Linked DNA regions of Mus musculus: region 1 is linked to region 2. Evidence: chromatin loops called from intact Hi-C (ENCODE). Cell type or tissue: left cerebral cortex. All regions are shown on one strand. Each heading gives the region's core, and the rest is flanking DNA. Links, peaks and the distances in the headings are about the cores only.

Region 1 (2,815 bases), core at 184-2,683, 65 kb after region 2:
TTCCCTGGAAGGAAACTGATTTTCCTCAATGTTTAGTATGCCACCTGTGTTAATAATTAGACCTTACATGCATATGGTGTTTACTAACATCACTTATCAATCATTTTCACTAAAGATGACCTTCAGTACTTATAATATTGGCAAATGAGTAATACAGGTTCATTTTTACAGATTAGGAAAATCAGTCTGAGAGTGGCCAATTCATAGCAAATATATCCACTGACATGGTCAGGTAGAAATCTTCAATTTAATGTATATAGAAAAAAGTTTGGGTCAGTTGGCTGGATAATCATATCAAATTCTCCACCGTCTTAAACATAAAACACAATACACTTTGAAAAGCAAAATTGGCATTTCATATTGAATTAACCACATGGAACATAACTCAGGATTCCCCAAGGAAGATTAATAGAAGTAGAATTTGAGAAAATACATTTTGAGTCTTTGTCAAGCACATGGGATTTAAGTTTTTAAAGTTTCCTGTTGTTATTGTTTATTATTCATTTTTATTTTTCTGAATCAAGGGTTGGCCCAATGTTTGAGGGTTACACAAAGGCAAGAGTCTTCTCTGAAACTGCACAAATCCTCAAGCCCTCATTAAGTATTTGACATAATAACTTTTTTAAAGCTTTGCTAAGTTTCTATCCACTTAGTATAATGTATGATAATTCTGTGCAGGAAACTTACTGAAACACTCTAAACCTACACATGAAATTTACTTACCCCTGAAATTGACCTGTTTCAAACACTGAGCTGTATTTTCAGTGACAAATTAAGGAACAGTTTACGGCCTGAATGCAAAAGTCCCTTTCCCTCTAAATTAAATCCATATAAGTAGCACAGAACTTTTACAGTCTTTATTTGAAGTTTCAATATGAAGTGATATTCTGTTGAATATGCTTCAGGTAGCCATGGCAACAATGATTATCACCACATACTACCAACGAAAATACCACCTGCATCTAAATCTAATCCAATCCTTTAATTAAAAAGAAAAGTCAAGTTCAAATTTCCAGTTGGTAAATTTGGGAGATAACTTTAAAAAAATTGGGAGGGAAATCTATTTAGACATTGCTTCTGTGTGTGGTTTATAGTTTTGTTTTTTTTTTTTTTTTTTTTTTTTCTTTCAAGACAAGTGCATTTTGACTTTCTTCCTGCCCACATCAGAACCACCCACACAGTTAAGCTTCTGGGGAAACAGAGTTTTTAAAGTTTCCTTTTCTAAAGAACTCATCAGTAATGAGAGCCCCCAAAGCAACCCCCCAACACAAAACTATTCCTCTCAAACAGTTATCCATGTACAGAAGAATTTTAGGTTTGTTTTTATTTTCTCTGCAGTAAGGAAGGAGGTGGATTGAAGAAAAGAAAAATACTAGAAAGACAAAAGAGAAAGGAAGCTACAAAGGGAAAATGGGTGAATAAAATAAGGAAAAGGAACACAGGATCAAAATAAGAGCAAGCTATTTAAAGTGAAAGAAGAAAAGCAGGGCTGGGGGAGAGTGGCATGTGCAAAATTCATGGAAAGTAGAAATATATTTCCATACATGACTAGAACAGAAGCTTTTGTAATGCTCTGTTTACAAGGACAGGGTCCAGTATTTCAGTTCTGGTTATTTCCATGTCTTTTGCTCTGTAACTGCAGTACCCACCCTATCAGACTACTGAAATGGCCATATACATTCCTCGGACCAATACCTTATTAGCATGCATAATGAGAGCAGAGACTTGATAGGTGTTTGTACAGCTATGCTTGCTTGTTCCCTTATCACTGCTGAGAGAACATTCCTAGACTAGCCTTTCTGAAGACGACACATATAGAGGTTAGGTGCTCCTCTCTTCATAGTCAAAGCCATCTTGAAGCACCTGATATACAGAGCTTTATCAGCCAATATCCAAATAGCTGCAGCTGACTACACATATGGGAAGGGGCCCTCACTAAATCCACTATAGTAAGAGATCTCCAGTGGAGGTTTCTTATGTAGCATAGGAAATGAAAATGATGCATTCTACTCCACTGTATTAGTTATTTTTATCATATAATATTTTATAGATATCAAAAATTCATGGAAAAATACAGCATAAAATGTAATCAGTAAAACACAATTTTTTATTTTAATTTAATAGTGGTTGTTAACTGCTAAATAAAACCTGGGACATTTTCCAAGATAAGGTCAATGGAATTCTCCAACTAGAGAAAACTTGGAAAGGAGCCAGCTGATCTTGTTTTAGGATAAATTGAATTTAAGTAATTAAGAGGACACACGAAACCTTTATCCATATTCGCTAATGTTGCACCAACTAATAGACTAAAGGAGTTTGCAAATTCTCAGGTGCCCTCTTAATTGAAGCTGAATTGCTATAACCATAAAACCCATTTTCTCCAACTGTGGGCTTGCGGGTAAATGGGACAGGTGATCCCTGATGCATCTCTGCTGCCAAGTGCAAGAATGGAGGGCAACAGCTGCTATCAACACCACAATCCCCAGTTCACCATGAAAATAACAAAAGGATTGTCATCTGAAGAAAAAAAAATCATACCTTGAAAACATATGTGGAAAAACACTGCGTTCACCTTCTGTAAACACTCCTGAAACCTCACAAGAAAAGCAATTGGTAAAGAAACTTCTATAAATCTCTCTCTCTCTCTCTCTCTCTCTCTCTCTCTCTCTCTCTCTCTCTCTCACACACACACACACACACACACACACACACACACACATGCATGTATGTATGTATGTATGCATGTATTTTTTTCAAATGAAAAGTGGTTAGCAGGAGGACGTACTTTAGAGGGTCATTTGCCAAGTGGTATCTG
Region 2 (2,815 bases), core at 48-2,547:
AGGAAGGAAGGAAGGAAGGAAGGAAGTTCTTTCAAGTACCTCTCTCATTTTTGATACTACCTACATTTTTAATAGAAAATTAAGTTGTCCAAATTTTATATTTAGGTCTGTGGTCATTTGAGTAGGCTTTGCCCTTGGAAAGTGGCATGTACTATTAGGAGATGTGGCCTTGTTGGAGGAAATGTGTCACTTCATAGGTGAATTTTGAGTGTTCCTAGTGCTCAAGCTCTGTCCAGTTTCTTCTCTTGCCTTCAGATCACATTATTGAACTCTTGACTCCTGCAGCACCAATTATACCTGCAGGATGCCATGCTTCTCACTTCCCACCATAATAACAATGGACTGAACCTCTGAAAATGTAAGCCAGGCCATATGCTTTTTATAACTATGTGTCTGTAATATATTTTATTGGTTATTTTATTTATTGACATTTCAAATGTTATCCCCCTTCCCAGTTACCCCTCCACAAACCTCCTATCCCTTCGCCCCTTCCCCTGCCTCTATGGGGGTGCTCCTCCACCTGCCCACCCACTCCTGCTTCCTGGCCCTGGCATTCCCCTAGACCGGGTCATCCAGCCTTCACAGAACCAAGGGCCTCTCCTATCATTGATGTCCAACAAGGCCATCTTCTGCTAATTATGCATCTGGAGCCATGGGTCCCTCCATGTACACTCTTTTGTTGGTGGCTTAGTCCCTGGGAGCTCTGGGGCTACTGGTGGGTTCATATTGCTGTTCTCTCTCCCTCTAGCTCTGTTTTTTGGGAGAGTGGCATTCAAGATTATTTAGGATATCTGGGGTCTTTTGTGGTTCCATATTAACTTAAGGGTTGTTCTATTTCTGTAAGGAATGAGATGGAGATTTTGACTGGAATTACATTGACCCTGTAAATAGCATTTAAGTTGGTCAGTTTTATAAATATTAATTCTTTTATAAATATTAATTCTATCAATCCAATGGACTGTATTTCCATTTTCTAGGGTCTTTTTTCTTTTTCTACCAAGATTTGAAGATCTCATTGCAGAACACTTTTGCTTTATTTTCTAGTTTTATTTTTTAGATATATTTTATGTTATTTTGAATGTAAATGTTTCCATGATCTCCTCTGAATGTTCGTTGTTATTTTATTGGAAAGCATTTTATTGGAAAGTTGGTTCTATATTCTGCCTCATTGGTGAATTTGTTTTTCATGTCTAGAAGTTTCTGGTAGAATTTTTGGATCTCATATATAGTATCATATCATCTGCAAATAGGTGTAGTTTGGTTCTTTCTTTGTGGCAAACCATCAATTTCCTTCTCTTTCCTTATTTTTCCCACTAGTATGTTGAGCACATTATTGAAAAAAAAGTAAAATTAGTGGGCATCCCTGTCTCTTCCCTGACTTCACTGAGATTTCTTCAAGCTCTATTCCATTTAGGATAATATTGTCTGTTAATTTCTCATATATAAAGGCTTTTTAAAATAATATATTGAGATGATCATTTGATTTTTTCTTTATATTATATTTATATTAACTTTTTCTTTATATTATTATTTATATTAACTATTTATATTTAATCATGCCTTCATATCATGGATGAAGTCATTTTTTCATTGTGGATAACCCTTTTAATGTATGTTTTAATTATGGTTGCAAGTTTTTTTATTGAGTATTTTATTTCTTAGTCTAAGTTTATCAGGGATACTGGCCTAAACTTTTCTTTTTCTTCCTTTCTTTCTTTGTTTTGATACAGTAGTGACACTGTCTTCAGAAAAGAAGCTTGGGAATGCTCCTTCTATTTCTACTTAAAAAATAAATATTAGTTTGAGAAGCACTATCTATACATCTTCTTTGAAAGTCTGCTAGAATTCTCCAGTGAATCTATCTGATCCTGAACTATTTTTTTTTTAAGCTGAAAGGCTTTTTATTGCTATTTCAATCTCTTGAATATTTATGGGTCTGTTTAGATTGATGATTTTTTAGTTTACTTTTAATAGTTTTGCTGAATCTAAAAATCCATTCTATTGGGGTATCCATCTTTAGGTAGTACAGGTTTTTTTTTTAATGTTTTTTTATAATATTTTGAATGTTTTAGTGTTTTCTTTAAATTTTTCCCTATCCATTTATGATTATGTTTATTGGATCCTCTCTCTCTCTCTTTCTCTCTCTCTCTCTCTCTCTCTCTCTCTCTCTCTCTCTCTCTCTCTCTCTCTCTCTCTCTCTCCTTCTCTGGCTAGTTGGGCCAACTGTCTGTAAATCTGTTTTATCTATCCAAATACCAGCTTTTAGAATTGTTTTAGAATTGTTGATTGATTGTATTGGTTTTTTGTTTGTTTGTTTGTTTCTATTTCACTGATTTCCACTCTCATTTTTATTATTTCTTGCTGTCAAGTAGGTTTGGATTTGGTTAATTCTTGTCATTCTAACTTTTGGGTTCCCCCCTTTTAAATGTAGGACTTAGAGATATAGATTTCTGTCATTTGAATGTTGTTCATGTGTCCCAATAGTTTCATTGTGTAGCTTCAGTATATTTTTAATTTATTTCTTCATTTACGCTTTGGCCCATTCTCCATTCAGTAATTAGTTAATCTCCGTGACTCAACACATTTACTAGAGATTTGTTTGCTGTCAATTTTAAGTTTTATTGCACTGTGGTAACATAAGACACAAGAAGTGATTTCAATCTTTTTGGATTTGTAAAGATTTGCTTTGTGTCCCAGAGTATGCTCTCTTTCAGATATGGTTCCATGTGCTCCTGGGTAGAATGTGCATTCTTTGGTGGTTAGTAGGAATATTGAGTAAATATCTCATAAGTCCATTTGATATGTAATATCAAAT

Evidence for each region. Peaks named below come from ENCODE experiments on the same cell type or tissue, not always from the same donor. Only the 100,000 strongest peaks of a DNase experiment are listed, where the experiment ranks them.
Region 1: it touches region 2 in a loop (3-fold over the local background); 2 of 42 quality-filtered maps call a loop at or near these places.

The regions. Positions count from the first base shown.
Region 1 is chrX:155,758,159-155,760,973 of GRCm38, reverse strand. The region is part of intron 1 of Gm15155 (a long non-coding RNA gene); the gene reads right to left. Among named protein-coding and RNA genes, the nearest start is that of Gm15155, 140 kb to the right of the region's middle. In left cerebral cortex, for the core only: no CTCF peak of the experiment used is centred there; a DNase peak (open chromatin) is centred at 1,574.
Region 2 is chrX:155,823,263-155,826,077 of GRCm38, reverse strand. All of the region lies in intron 1 of Gm15155 (a long non-coding RNA gene), which reads right to left. Among named protein-coding and RNA genes, the nearest start is that of Gm15155, 200 kb to the right of the region's middle. In left cerebral cortex, for the core only: no CTCF peak of the experiment used is centred there; no DNase peak of the experiment used is centred there.